Regions from separate parts of the Homo sapiens genome. Here region 2 is linked to region 1. Evidence: chromatin contacts called from ENCODE Hi-C or POLR2A ChIA-PET data. All regions are on one chromosome and are shown on one strand. The core of a region is the stretch at or near the end of the contact, and the rest is flanking DNA. Distances in the headings are between cores, read along the strand shown. Region 1 holds the start of CHID1 (chitinase domain containing 1). Region 2 holds the start of GATD1 (glutamine amidotransferase class 1 domain containing 1).

Evidence for each region. A loop is a pair of places that touch in the nucleus more often than their neighbours do. ChIA-PET counts read pairs that join two places held with the same protein, here RNA polymerase II (POLR2A). Pooled maps may share reads with other maps.
Region 2: a loop to region 1 is called in a pooled map, with 12 times the contacts of the local background. The contact joins the promoter of GATD1 here to the promoter of CHID1 in region 1. A Hi-C loop is called at or near these places in 10 of 50 pooled maps. POLR2A ChIA-PET finds 5 or more read pairs at or near these places in 2 of 52 experiments (Caco-2 and HEK293T).

What each region holds. Positions count from the first base shown.
Region 1 is chr11:905,847-912,587 of GRCh38, forward strand. CHID1 (chitinase domain containing 1) reads right to left here and starts at 4,964. Exons shown (of 13, transcript NM_023947.4): 1 at 4,929-4,964. RefSeq lists a silencer at 4,647-5,486.
Region 2 is chr11:772,755-779,319 of GRCh38, forward strand. It overlaps GATD1 (glutamine amidotransferase class 1 domain containing 1), which reads right to left and starts at 4,733. Exons shown (of 8, transcript NM_182612.4): 1 at 4,645-4,733; 2 at 2,312-2,388; 3 at 1,254-1,359; 4 at 768-875. The coding sequence starts at 4,708. LOC124900301 reads left to right here and starts at 4,824. Exons shown (of 2, transcript XM_047427954.1): 1 at 4,824-4,941; 2 at 5,363-6,565. It overlaps GATD1-DT (GATD1 divergent transcript), which reads left to right and starts at 4,824. Exons shown (of 2, transcript NR_126343.1): 1 at 4,824-4,941. RefSeq lists silencers at 4,154-4,363, 4,374-5,083, 5,134-5,233.

The DNA.
Region 1 (6,741 bases), core at 3,714-6,213:
GGAGTAGAACTACATACAAATGTAAGACTTTCATTCAGGAAATAAAGAAGGAAATGTGAAGACAAATAATAAACCAGAAAGAATATTTGGAACACACTTGACAACGGATTTCTACCCATAATCTATTCATAACATGCAAATAAATCTCACAAATCAAGAAAAGACATTCCAGTAAAAAATGTCCCGGCTGGGAACGGTGGCTCATGCCTGGAATCCCAGCACTCTGGGATCCCAGCCACCACCACACCTGGCTAATTTTTGTATTTTAATAGAGATGAGGTTTCACCACATTGGCCAGGCTGGTCTCCACCTCCTGACCTCAGGTGATCTGCCCACCTCGGCCCCCCCAAAGTGCTGGGATTACAGGTGTGAGCCACTGCGCCCGGCTGTGGGACTTTTTTTTTTTTTTTTGAGTTGGAATCTTGCTATGTCACCACACTGGAGTGCTGTGGCGCCATCTTGGCTCACTGCAACCTCCACCTCCTGGGTTCAAGCGATTCTCCTACCTCAGCCTCCCGAGTAGCTGGGATTATAGGCGCGTGCCACCACATCCGGCTAGTTTTTGTATTTTTAGTAGAAATGGGGTTTCGCCACGTTGGCCAGGTTGGTCTCAAGCTCCTGGCCTCCCGTGATCTGCCTGCCTCCCAAAATGAGCCACCGCGCCCAGCCATGGGGGATTTTCCACATACGTTGAAAACATGAGGATGTTCATGGACCTGGCTCTCCCAGATGCTGGAACACAGACAGGCACTGCCATGCTCGTGGTGTGCCGGTCAATGAAGACGCTACAAGACAGAACTTCCACAGTTCAGTCCCACAGAGAAAGCATGTAGGGAGGGGTGGTAGAAAGCAAACGACATGCCCTTCACGTGGAAGCTTAAGAAACAAAACAAAAAAGTAGCCTGGGCGCGGGGGCTCACGCCTGTAATCACACCACGTCGGGAGGCCAAGGCAGGCAGATCACCTGAAGTCGGGAGTTCGAGACCAGCCTGACCAACATGGACAAACCCTGTCTCTACTGAAAATACAAAATTAGCTGGGCGTGCTGGCGCATGCCTGTAATCCCAGCTTCTCGGGACGCTGAGACAGGAGAATCACTTGAACCTGGGAAGCAGAGGTTGCGGTAAGCCGAGATCGCGCAATTGCACTCCAGCCTAGGCAACAGGAGCAAAAACTCCCTCTCAAAAACAAAGAAACAAAACAAAAAATAAATGAGCAGGCTATCTGGAATTACTGGTCATTGTTTCTTCTCTTTTACTTTATCTGTATCTTCTGGTCTTCCTGCACTAAACTTTTATTACACTGTTCACTTTCAGGTTCTAGGGGCCACCAACAAAAGTGATTCTACTTTCCGGCCGGGCGCGGTGGCTCACGCCTGTAATCCCAGCACTTTGGGAGGCCGAAGCGGGCAGATCACGAGGTCAGGAGATCGAGACCATCCTGGCTAACACGGTGAAACCCCATCTCTGCTAAAAATACAAAAAATTAGCCAGGCATGGTGGCAGGCGCCTGTAGTCCCAGCTATTCGAGAGGCTGAAGCAGGAGAATGGTGTGAATCCAGGAGGTGGAGTTCGCAGTGAGCCGAGATAGTGCCAGTGCACTCCAGCCTGGGCGACGGTGCGAGACTGTCTTTAAAAAAAAAAAAAAAGTGATTCTACTTTCTATCTTTCACTGGGGTTGGGGGCAGCGGCGGTGGGAGCTGAACCACCACCATAGCCCAGCCAGACTGTTAGTCCTTCATGAAGCTTTGGGACACTGCTGGGAAGAAGCTCTTGGCTAGTTTCACAGCTCTGGCAGCACAGACCCCTCTAGACCAGCTGAGAGGCCCACACAGCCTGGGCAGAGGCAGATACCTGACAGGTGGGGAGCTCAGCCCAACTCACTACCCAGCAGCTGGGCACATGGCCTTCCCCTTGGGTCACAGGCTCCTGAGTATATGGGAGCTCAGGCCCAAGAGGCTCCAGGAACCCCAGCCAGGCAGGTGCACCTGTCAGAAGATGCTGCCAGAGCCAGGCCTACCACAGTGCCTACCCTCCTACCCAAAAGACTCCCTGGCCAGGAACCTGTTTTCACTTCCTCTGAAACCGTCCCCTTGACCTGCTTTCTTCTGCAGAGGCACACGCTGCCCCACTTTGCCCTGTCTCTTCCCTGGGTGAGACTGGTGCTCCTGGTGCAGACTGAGGAGACTGTGGCTACCCCCAGGCAGGGAGTTTGCATGCTTTGGTACCCAATACACCCACAACACACCTGCATAGAAAGAACACGCTCCTGGAGCAAGATCAACCAGTGAAGCTCCCCCACCTAGGAGGCAGGGAGCCACAAGACAGCCTGACCTGCAGGCTTATGGGGAGTTAGGAAGGGAACTCACAGGGCAAGCACAGCAGCACCCAGTACATGGAGCCACAGGCAAAGGCAGTGAGTGCTTGAACAGCCACGGCAGTTCCGAGAGGCTGTGCAGGGGGAATAAGAAGGCCCAGGCACAGATCACCACCCTCTGCCCCGATCAACCTCTCCAGCCCCTCTCCTCAGTGATACATCCCAGAATCAGAACCAAGGGCAGCAGCCTGCTGCCACCTCCCCTTAGCCCCACTATCTTTCTGCTGCAGCTGAGGCTTGGTCTGAGTCAGCAACAGCCCCAGGGAAGGTGGGGAGGGTTCTGGCCATGGCACAGGGAAGACGGCCCAGAATCACTTGCCTGGCCAGGCTGAAACGGTGGCTGCCTCAGCTCCCAGGCACCCAGTCTTTGACCCCAGCCCATTCCATGACCACTGGCTCCTTCTCTGTCTTCTGGGTGGAAATCTGGGTCAGGGAGGAAGGAAAGGAATGAAAAACCAAACGGTGGTTCTCCAGGGGACTGGCCCAGGAGTAACTGGAGGGCACACTCAGGTACCCAGTGACCAACCACTATAGGGCTGGGTCTCTGCCCCTACCTGCCGTCCTGCAGATTTGAAACAGGGCCACTGTCCACCCACCTAGTGGCCCCTCTGCCTATGACCTCCCTGCCCCCCAACCTGTGATTTCACACTTCAGGGAAGGAAGAGGAAAGGGTGGAAGAGGAAGACAGTCCTGCCAGCATGTGTCCAGCAGAGGGGACACTAGGAGAACCTAACTGAACACAAGGCCAGGGTACTGCCTCTGTCCACTCGCGCTTAACTTGCCCGCTCTGTGATGGAGTGCTTGGATACAGGCTGCTCACAAATGCTGGGCTGCTTCTTTGACTTGCCATGGAACTTTCCAGACAACTGCCCCAGGGAGATGGTGTGTGTGATGTGTGAGGGGTGCTCACACTGCAACCAGGCCCTTGTCTGGGCTTTGGTACCTCTCCCGCTCCCCACTGCTCACCGGCCGCTCGGCTCTGAGGCCCGTGAGGACACTCTCCATCATGCTCTTCACATAACACAGACTCCCAGGTTCACACACACTGTGTTCCTGCATCAAACCGTTTCTTCCCCAAATGCCAATGACCTTCCCTTGGGCAGAACGGCCCCGCACACAAAGGGAATGTGTTGTGTTATGAAGAGGCACAGGCCCCGACCCTGGTCACCCAAAGGGGTCCCAGAAACCGCTCTGTAACAAGATAAGGTGGAGCGCTACTGCTCCCACTTTCCTGCGCTCCCAGTCCGTAGGTCCAGGACCTCCTCGGTGGTGTTGATGGAAATGATGGGAGTCACAGCAGGGGCTTTCCAATGCTTTTCATGGAGACCAGCAGTAAGAAATGCACTTTACGTCACAGCCCAGCACACGTGTATGTCATGTGTGCACATGTGTTGTGCATGTGTGTACATGTGTAGAGCGACAGCAGCCAATCAGAGCTAACTCTATTCTGCGATGGACGCACTGACAACTCCTGTTCTGTTGTGTTTTGAAGAACTAACTGGTGCATGGCGGCTCTGGCCTGTGATCCTAGCACTTTGGGAGGCCAGGAGTTTTTGACTGGTTTTGGCAACACAGCCAGACCTGGTCTCTACAAAAAATATTTTTCTGCCGGGCAGATCACCCCATCAGGAGTTCAAGACCAGCCTGGCCAACGTGATGAAACCCAGTCTCTAAAAAAGATACAAAAATTAGCTGGGTGCAGTGGTGTGCGCCTGTACTCCCAGCAACTCGGGAGACTGAGGCAGGAAAATCCCTTAAGCCCAGAAGCGGAGGTTGCAGTGAACCGAGATCGCGCCACTGCACTCCAGCCTGGGTGACAGCGTGAGACTCTGTCTCAAAAAAAAAAAAAAATTCTTAGCTGAGTGCGCTGGCGCACACCTGTAGTCCCAAGTAGCTAGGAGGCTAAGAGATTACTAGAGCCCAGGAAGTCGAGGCGGACGGGCGGGCGGGTCACCCTCCAGTTTGGACAGTCAGCAATGGAAGCTTCAAGGGTTGGGGCTGAACCAAGGGTGGGTGGGATCGCGTCTGATGCGCCCACCCTTCACGGGGACCGCGTGCCCCTCACTGGGAGGGCAGCCCGCCTGGAGCCCTACTGCCTCTGCTCCCTCTGGGGGTCCTGGGGACCCGATGGCCACCACTCTGCCACACGAGCCGCGCGCTCACACACTCCTCACCCGCCGGCCACATCCCTTGTCTGCGCACTCAGGCCCCTTCCACCCAGCGCGCCTAGCTCTCAGGCTTGCTCGCCCCAGCGCACGCGCTCCACCTCCCACTCGCGGTCCCCCCGACACGCGCCCCCGTCCACACTCGCCCTCCACCCCCGCTCTCGCTCACCCTCGCTCTCATAGCAACCCTCTCTCACCCTCGTCCTCACACCCTCTCACACGCCCCCTCACACACTTGCTCTCTCTCACGCACCCGCCCGGCGTCGCCCGCGACCCCACGCCCGTCCTCCCGGGGCCGAGCCTCGCTGCCCGGCGCGCCCACTTTGCGGGAGGGAAACTGAGGCCGTGCAAGGAGGAGGAGCAGGGGCCGGCCGCCGCGGGGCTCACCTGCATGTCAGGGAGGCCGGACGGCCACAAACGCACGGCCGGAAAACGCTCCAGCGCGCCGGAAGTCCCGCCCCAGGCGCCCGCGCGCCGCCGCCGCGCACGGCACGCTGGGATGGAGAGGGGCTGGGCCAGGACAGGGGACTGGGCAGGGCTGCCCGAAAGTCGGGGCCGGGGCCGGGGCCGGGGCCGGGGCGGGGCCGCGCCGGGGGCGGACCCCGGGCCCGGCGCGTTCACCTTGAGCGCCCCTGGTGCTCGCGCTGGAGCTGGTTATCAGGTTCCCGGCCCAGGGGTAGCCGGGTTCCCAGCGCCACGGCTCTTAGGCAGGCCTGGCGCCCTTGGCGTGGGGCCGCGCGGGGCCTTGGGCTCCAGGGCCTCTGCCCGGCTCGGCGGTGCCGGGAGAACCGCGCGGTGGGCTCCGCCCCGGCACGCTCCCCCGGGGACCCGGAGTCACCACTCCTGGCGTCCCCCCGACCCCCGCCTGAGTGGACCATCTCCATCCCCAGGCCGATGGCGCCCACTGCGCTGTCTCCAGCGGGGACTGCCCGAAACGCGCGCTCTCTCGGTCCGCACCCCCGCCTTGCACATTGCACGAGCCGGAGCCCCAGGAGGCAAACCAAGTTCCCAACTCAGCCCCTCGCGCTTGGATGAACGAGCGCGTGGCCAGCACTTTTGAGTCACCGCGCATTCTACGCGGCACAGGCTGTCCGACCCCCACCCCCAGCCCTAGCCGTTCCCAGCGCAGTTTCCTACAGAAAACCGCACGGCCGGGCCCCACCCTGCCCCGCTCAGCCGTTCCCGGGGCGCGCGTGGGCTCCAAGACACCCTGCACAGCTGCTTCTCCATTTCTGCTGCTTGGGAGCTTTCTCCTTAAACTAAGCTTTGTCTTTCTTTCTAGTCACGTTTCCTTCTTTCCCTTCCCGGTATTTTCTGCCAGCTGACGCCCACGCCTTTCCTAGAAGGGGCTGGGGGCTGCATGCGGTGCGAGGCACGTCCCCCACCAGCTGTGGGCTCTTACTCAGCTTAGCACTCGCTCTCAGCAAACGGCCTGGATGGTGGCCTGAAGCCTGACCTTTGGGGGTGAAGACCTCAAGTCGGCAGAGCTCTGGAGAGGGTCCCAGTAAGCTATGGCAGGTGTCCTCAGGGACATATGCGCAGTCCTCCCAATGCTAAGGAGGCCATGGCAACATCCAACTTCTCTTAGGAAAGGCACTTAGCCATTTTAGGATCTCATTGAGGTCAGAGGTCTTTGGCGCTAAAGAATTGCAGAATCGATCGGGCAGCCGCCGCCTTTAATCCTAGCACTTTGGGAGGCCAAGGCGGGTAGATCACTTGAGGTCAGGCGTTCGACACCAGCCTGGCCAACATGGTGGAACCCTGTCTCTACTAAAAATACAGAAATTAGGCGTGGTGGCGCATGCCTGTAATCCCAGCTCCTGGGGAGGCTGGGGCAGGAGAATTACTTGAACCTGGGAGGCTGAAGTTGCAGTGAGCAGAGATCACACTGCACTCCAGCCTGGGTGATAAAGTAAGACTCGGTCTCAAAAAAACAAAAAAAAGAATTGCAGAATCTACTTAGGGTTCACTCTGGGCCAGAACTACAGACCTCAAGAGCAGATGGGGCCCGCAGATGGGAGGATAGGAAGCCCAGAGCCAGGCCCCTCTGCAGAGCTCCCAACGGCCGGGTTCCTGGGGGAGTCTTGTCAGTTGCCAGCACAAAGCGGTCCGCTTCCCAATCTGCATAGTTTGTGCCAATGGGCCCCGTGTACCTGCATTGAAAACTGACTTCTTGGCTGGGCGCGGTGGCTCACGCTTG
Region 2 (6,565 bases), core at 3,483-5,982, 130 kb before region 1:
CCCAAATCTCAGGTTTTGGCAGCCGAGACACACGCAGAGAGGAGGTCCTGAGGTTCCAGGTCTGTTTACCAAACCCTAGGACGCTGCCCGGCAGCCCCACTGCATAGCCTGGCAGGCACTGTGGGAAAGGCCCCTCCCCGGCTAGACAGGACGCCCCTGGGCAGGTGGGAGGTAGCCTGAGGCAATGCCTGTGCCTTGCAGTGGGGACATCCTGGCTCCATCCGAAAGGCTGAGTGTGTTCCCACGGCTGAGGTGGCCACAAACAATTGCTGCCTGTCCAGGCCATGCTGGGGACGGCGGCCCCACTCCAACACACAAAGGGTGCTGTGTAGAGCGCTGGCTTGTCCACCCCGGCCAGTGGACACACTCATCACAGCCCAACCCGGAGCCGGGGCAGCTGCCAGGTCTCCTCAAACAGCCTTCCTCCCTGCACCCCTGCTGGCCTTGAGCCCCAAGCCCAGCCCTGGATGCCAGGCTTTCCCAGAAGGAATCAGGCCGGTGTCCTGCCTTGCTCAGGAGGGCATGGCCACCCACCCTCGGGAGCCCACCCAGAGGCCTGCAAGATGGTCACCAGGAGACGACAAAGTCTGTGTGTGTCGGGGGAAGGGGCAGTCCCTGCCTCCTGCCCACAACCACTGCAGTGGCCACTGACCAGAGATCCAGAAACGCCTACCTGGAGTCTTCCCACCTCTCTTCTGCTGGTGGGAGACCCATTTCTTGTGACACTGCACATCCAACCCCTCCCCTGGGTCCCAGGGGTCACCTACTGCTCTCAGAGTGGAAGTGCTGCAGGATACGGGCCAGGGAGCCACTGCTGGCCAGGTCGGTCAGGGCCCCAGGACAGCTGGGGATCAGGAGGGCATGGTACCGGGCACCTGGGGGGAGACCACAAACCAGGTAGCAGCCACATGTCAAAGTGAGACTACCTGCAGGACCAGGCCCGAGTGCGTGGCCAGGACAGACCCTCCACAGGGACCAGCCAGCCTGGTGATGTCATCTGTCCCTTTTCCTCCATGGGCTACAGCTCCCAAGGGCCCCCCTGACTTTCCTGTCTCCACACACTCACCAACTCTCCTCCCCAGAGGGGCTCAGAAACTCTGGGGCCCAGGATGTGGGGCTGGAGGCTGCCCCAAATGGTCACAGGGCTTCAGGGGCTGAGCTAGGGAGCTCACTAAGACCCCAAACCTATCTGGAACCCTTGACCCTCCAAGGTCCCAGGCACCCCACCCCCAAGGAGTGGGTCCCGGGCCTACCATCGATGGACTCGAGCTTGGCGGGGCTGGCGTAAGCCTTGAGGCGGAAGTCTTGCACCCAGCGTGCATTGCTCTCAGTCACATCCACAAATTCCATGGCTTTCCCCTGGAGAAGCAGAGCCCAGGGGCCGAGGGTCAGCACCAGGGATATCCCTGTCGGCTCAGAGGGAGCCTGAAAAAGCTGACAAGGGACCCAACAGCATCCCCCTGAGGCACAAAGGCCCCCGACCACCCAGCCTCCTTCACGGGATCTCCCAGGGTCGGGGAGCCTGTCCCAGCAGCAGCCTCAGTGGTTTATTTCCTAGCCAACCCACCAACCAAAAATTTTTATACATAATAAATAAACAAAAACCCGCAGTGACAAATACATAATGCATCCTTACTATGACTTATGTACATCTGATATCCCTGGGTCCCCCACGATCAGAGGGTGGAGAATTCCTCCCAGTGGAAACATGTGCCCCTCACACCAGGGCTGCGCCTTGGTCTCCTCCTCACACACGTGCAGAAGCACAGACCCACAGCAAAAAGGTCTCCCTTGGGCTGGGTGCAGAGGCTCACGCCTATAATCCCAGCACTTTGGGAGGCCGAGGCGGGTGGGTCACCTGAGGTTGGGAGTTCGAGACCATCCTGGCCAACACGGTGAAAACCCATCTCTACTAAAAATACAAAATGAGCTGGGCGTGGTGGCGCATGCCTGTAATCCCAGCTACTCGGGAGGCTGAGGCAGGAGGACTGCTTGAACCCGGGAGGCGGAGGTTGTGGTGAGCCGAGATCGCACCACCGCACTCCAGCCTGGGCAACAAGAGCGAAACTCCATCTCAAAAAAAAAAGGAAAAGAAAAGGTCTCCCTCATCACAGATGGGGGATCAGAGCCCAGGAAATGGGGACTGGGACAGGGGGACGCCACCAGGGTTTGGTTACAGACTCTTCACCCCTCCACCAACTGCAGGGGCTCCCCACTCCTCCCAGGCCGCGGCGGCAGTCTCCTGACCTTGCCCCCGGAGAGGTGGAGACAGACCCCAAGTGTCCAGTGGGGAAGGAGAGGCTGGACTTACCCCAGGGGTGGCCACCTGCAGGTTGAAGGCGGTGCTGGCCATCGTGAAACAGTGGAGGAAGGACTGGGCCGACACACCTGCAGAAGGTCCCAGTGAGTGTGGGCTCGACAGGACTAGCGTGCCCCGCCTCAGGGGGCTACCCAGACACCCCCATGGCCTCGACTGACCCCAGAACACGCTGAGGAGCAGCCCTCTCCCCTACACCCAAGAACGACTACTTGAAGCCCTGGGGCAGGGCCAGCCACCCATTCACGTCCAGGAGAAGGAAGCTGGGAAGGCATGAGTCAGAGGGGCACAGCCAGGTCTGCCAGAACGGTAGGCCATCCCCGGGCCTGCATCCCCCATGGCGGGCTCTTTCCCCAGCCTGGCACTGTCACCTCCAGCCTCAGCCAGAAGCTGGGAGAGGATGCAGCCCACCTCAACTGTCCATGCCACTCCCACACCCCAGCCTCATCCTAGTGCTAACAGAGCCACGAGAGACCTTTCTGAAAGGCAAACCCGGGTGTGAGGGTCACAGAGTTCAGCTCATCCTCTCACTGAACCACCAGGGACTCAGGCCCTCAGGCACCATGGAGAACGCAGAAGTGTCCTGGCCCCCCCTCACCCCTTCCAGGGAAGCCGCTCAGAGGGACCCTTTCCTCACAAGGGTTCTGGGATTATACCCCTCCCCCGCCAGCTCTTCCTAGCATCCTTCGGCCCCTCAAAAAACTTTTAAAAAAGAAACTCAACACACCACACCCAATCCAGAAGGCTCTGGGGGCCTCTGTCCTACCAGGGGAAGGACACAGCCCCGCCCACCCTGCCTGCCGGAGAGCACTTACAAGTTTATTCCAAAGTAGCGTGAGCTGTATCTCTCTACATTTATTTTAACTCTGGGGCCCAATCCCTCAGCTTCATTTTTATCTTCATTCTTTTTTTTTTTTTTTTTTTTTTTTTGAGACGGAGTCTCGGTCTGTCGCCAGGCTGGAGTGCAGTGGTGCGATCTCGGCTCACTGCAACCTCCACCTTCCAGGCTCAAGCAATTCTCCTGCCTCAGCCTCCCGAGTAGCTGGGACTACAGGAGGGTGCCACCACGCCCAGCTAATTTTTGTACTTTTAGTAGAGACGGAGTTTCACTGTTTTAGCCAGAATGGTCTCGATCTCTTGACCTCGTGATCCGCCCGCCTCAGCCTCCCAAAGTGCTGGGATTACAGGCGTGAGCCACTGCGCCCAGACTCTTCATTCTTATATAAGTTAATACATATTCACTGTAAAATGTCCACTTATCGAGGAAAAACAAAGTGCCCAGTAGACTGCCGCAGGCTCTGTTCCCCCAGCTGCCCGCCCTTCCGGCCTCCTGAAGTGCTGCCCCCAGCCTGCTGGCGCTAAGACCCCACGTCCTCAACATGCCGGACCTCCTCACGCCTACCTGCTCTGGAAACAAGCCCCAACCCACCCCCCCAGGACTGAACCCCACTCGAGGCTCCTCCCACCCGCAGTCTGGGGGCATCACTCAGGACCCCTGGAGCTCAGCACATCGTGACGCCACAACCCCACAGCCCCATCTCCCCGTCCACACTTGAGGAGCTACAGACTTCAAGAGGCAGACCCCTGGGTCGCAACCCCGGCCCCCACCTCTCCGTGGTGCGGTGACCTTGGGCTGCTCACTTCCCTCTCCAAAAGGCTCAGAACAAGGCCAGGCACCCTCGTGCTCCGCTGCTCATCCCTCCCCTGCTGCCCTGAGACCCTGCAGGCTCAGCGCCAGGGGACGCACCCCGCTGCGCTCCGACCCGCGTGAGCCCCAGGCCAGTACTGCCCTGGTACCCTTGCCCCAGGACGGGGGCCGCGGGGCGCCTTCTCCAGGAGGGGGCTCCGGGTCTCCTCAGAAGCCGGTGGCTCAGAAGGTCAGGGTCCCCGCGGCCGCCCGACCTCAGAGCTGGGTCAACTCCCGGAATGGCCCCTCCCCACACCCGGGCTCCCCTCTCGCAGCGCAGCGGCCTCAGAGACCAGGCCCAGGCACGCGGCTCCCTCCGCTAGAAACGTCGGGCCCGGGCCGCCTCGCCGGGCAGACGAGACTCGGAGGAGCGACGCGGCGCCGGGATCCATCACGACCCCCCGACCCCGCCCCGAGCTCCATCCCACCAACCCGCGACCCCACCCCCGCCCCCGTCCCCGCCCCGAGCTCCATCCCGACACCGACCCCGCTCCGCCCTCCCCCGGCCCCTGCCCGGCGCCCCCAGCGGCCTCGGCCTCCGGCGCCACGTGACGCGCGCCCACCGTGTCCCGAACCTCCCGCCCCGGGCAGCCCCCTCGCGGACGCTCTTCGGACACTGGCCCCGGCCGCCGGGCCTCACCTTCGGCGGCGCCGCTGGCCACGAGCAGACAGGCGGGCCTGTTAGGGAGCCGCTCGGACGCCATGGCTCGGGCTCGGCGCTGGGTCTGCGCGTGCGCGGCGTCTGGGCGCGCCCGGGAGTTCGCGGGTCACGTGCCCTGGCGGCCGGGGGCGGAGCCGGGTGGGACTGGGCGCCTGCGCGTTCGTACCCGGTCCGGGTCGGCTGGGCTGCCCGCCGCTCCGCGCGCCCGGGCGGTCGCAGGTCGCGCCTGCTTTGGCCCCGGCGGGTTCGGCATCCGAGCCTGGCAGGGGCCAATAGGTAGGGTCGCGAGGGTCCTCCCCGGCCGCATGCGCAGTCTGAGCGCGCGCGGGGTAGGGCTCTTGGCCTGGGGTGGGGGCGCGGGCATCAGCAGAGCCAGGCGGCGGTGTCGGGGCGCGAAGGTGCCCGTGGTGTTCCGGTGGCCACACCCGAGGAGCAGGGGAGACCGGGGGGCTGCGGGGTCAGAAGCTCCGGGTGTCCCCGGAGACTAGGAGGGGGACGGCGGGGTCCAGGAGGCGGGGTGGGCTCCGCCGGCCCAGGACGGGGGCGTCGCGGGGAGGCCTGCAGGGTTGTGGGGCGTCGGGCTGAGCTCCTGGGAGGACGGAGTGTCACTTCCTGAGATGGGGACACCTCGGGCGTGCTGGCTTTGGTGAGGAGAATTGAAGCAGTTTTTCTTTTTTTTTTTTTTTTTTTGAGACAGGGCCTCTGGAGTGCAGTGGCGTGATCTCGGCTCACTACAGCGTCTGCCTACCGTGTTCAAGCGATCCTCCCACCTCAGCCTGTTGAGCAACCGGGACCCCAGGTGCACACTCCACCACGCCCAGCTAATTTTTTTGTGTTTTGGGTAGAGAGGGGGTCTCACTGTGTTGTCCAAGCTGGTCTCGAACTCCTGATCTAAAGCGATCTGCCTGCCTTGGCCTCCCAAAGTGCGAGGACTACAGGCGTGAGCCACCGCGCCTGGCCTGAAGCAGTTTTTCCTTAGACTGTAGTTGGAGGGGGTGAGACCACGTGGAGTGGTTGGCAGACAGGCAGGCACCCTTTGAGGCCAAAAGGGCGCTTGAGACAGAGCCAGCAGGCGAGCGGGCCGCCCAGGTCCCTGGCCCCCTGCTGCCAGTATGAAGGTCCCACCAAGCCTCTGCTCCAACCAGGGGAACCGTCATGGTTGGGAACAGCCAAGGTGAGGAATTCTGTGGGTCACACCCCCTGAAAACCACTGGCCTCCGCCGGGCGCGGTGGCTCACGCTTGTTATCCCAACACTTTGGGAGGCCCAGGCGGGTGGATCACGAGGTCAGGAGTTCAAGACCAGCCTGGCCAAGATGGTGAAACCCCGTCTCTACTAAGAAAAATACAAAAATTAGCAGTGGCAGCACCTGTCATCCAAGCTACTTGGGAGGCTGAGGCGGGAGAATCACGTGAACCCAGCGGGGGCAGAGGTTGCAATGAACCAAGATTGCGCCACTGCACTCCAGCCTGGGCGACAGATTGAGACTCCTTCTCAAAAAAAAAAAAAAGCCACTGGCCTCTGGCTCCCCCTGGCCCAGCCTGGAGAAGGGTCCCTGACCCCCGTCAGACAAGCAGTGCACCCTGCCTCACCTGACACAGAGCCCTCCCACCACAGGGGAAGTGGGAGCTGGGAGCTCCTGGTACAGGCAAGGCCGAGAGTTGGGTTAGGGAGCAGAGGACGGAGCTGAGTGAGTGTCCAGTGTTAGGTGGGTGGGGGTGTTAGTGGATGGAGGTGTCTGAAGCCTCGCAGGCCTGCGGTCACACCACAGGCTGGGCCTAGCCGCTTGGAGAGCTTTCTGGATCTGCACAGGATCTTGTCCCCCACAGACACACACTGTGGGCCTCAAACCCGGGAGCAGGAGGGGCAGGTTGGAGCAGGTCTACCTGCTTGCCCAGCCC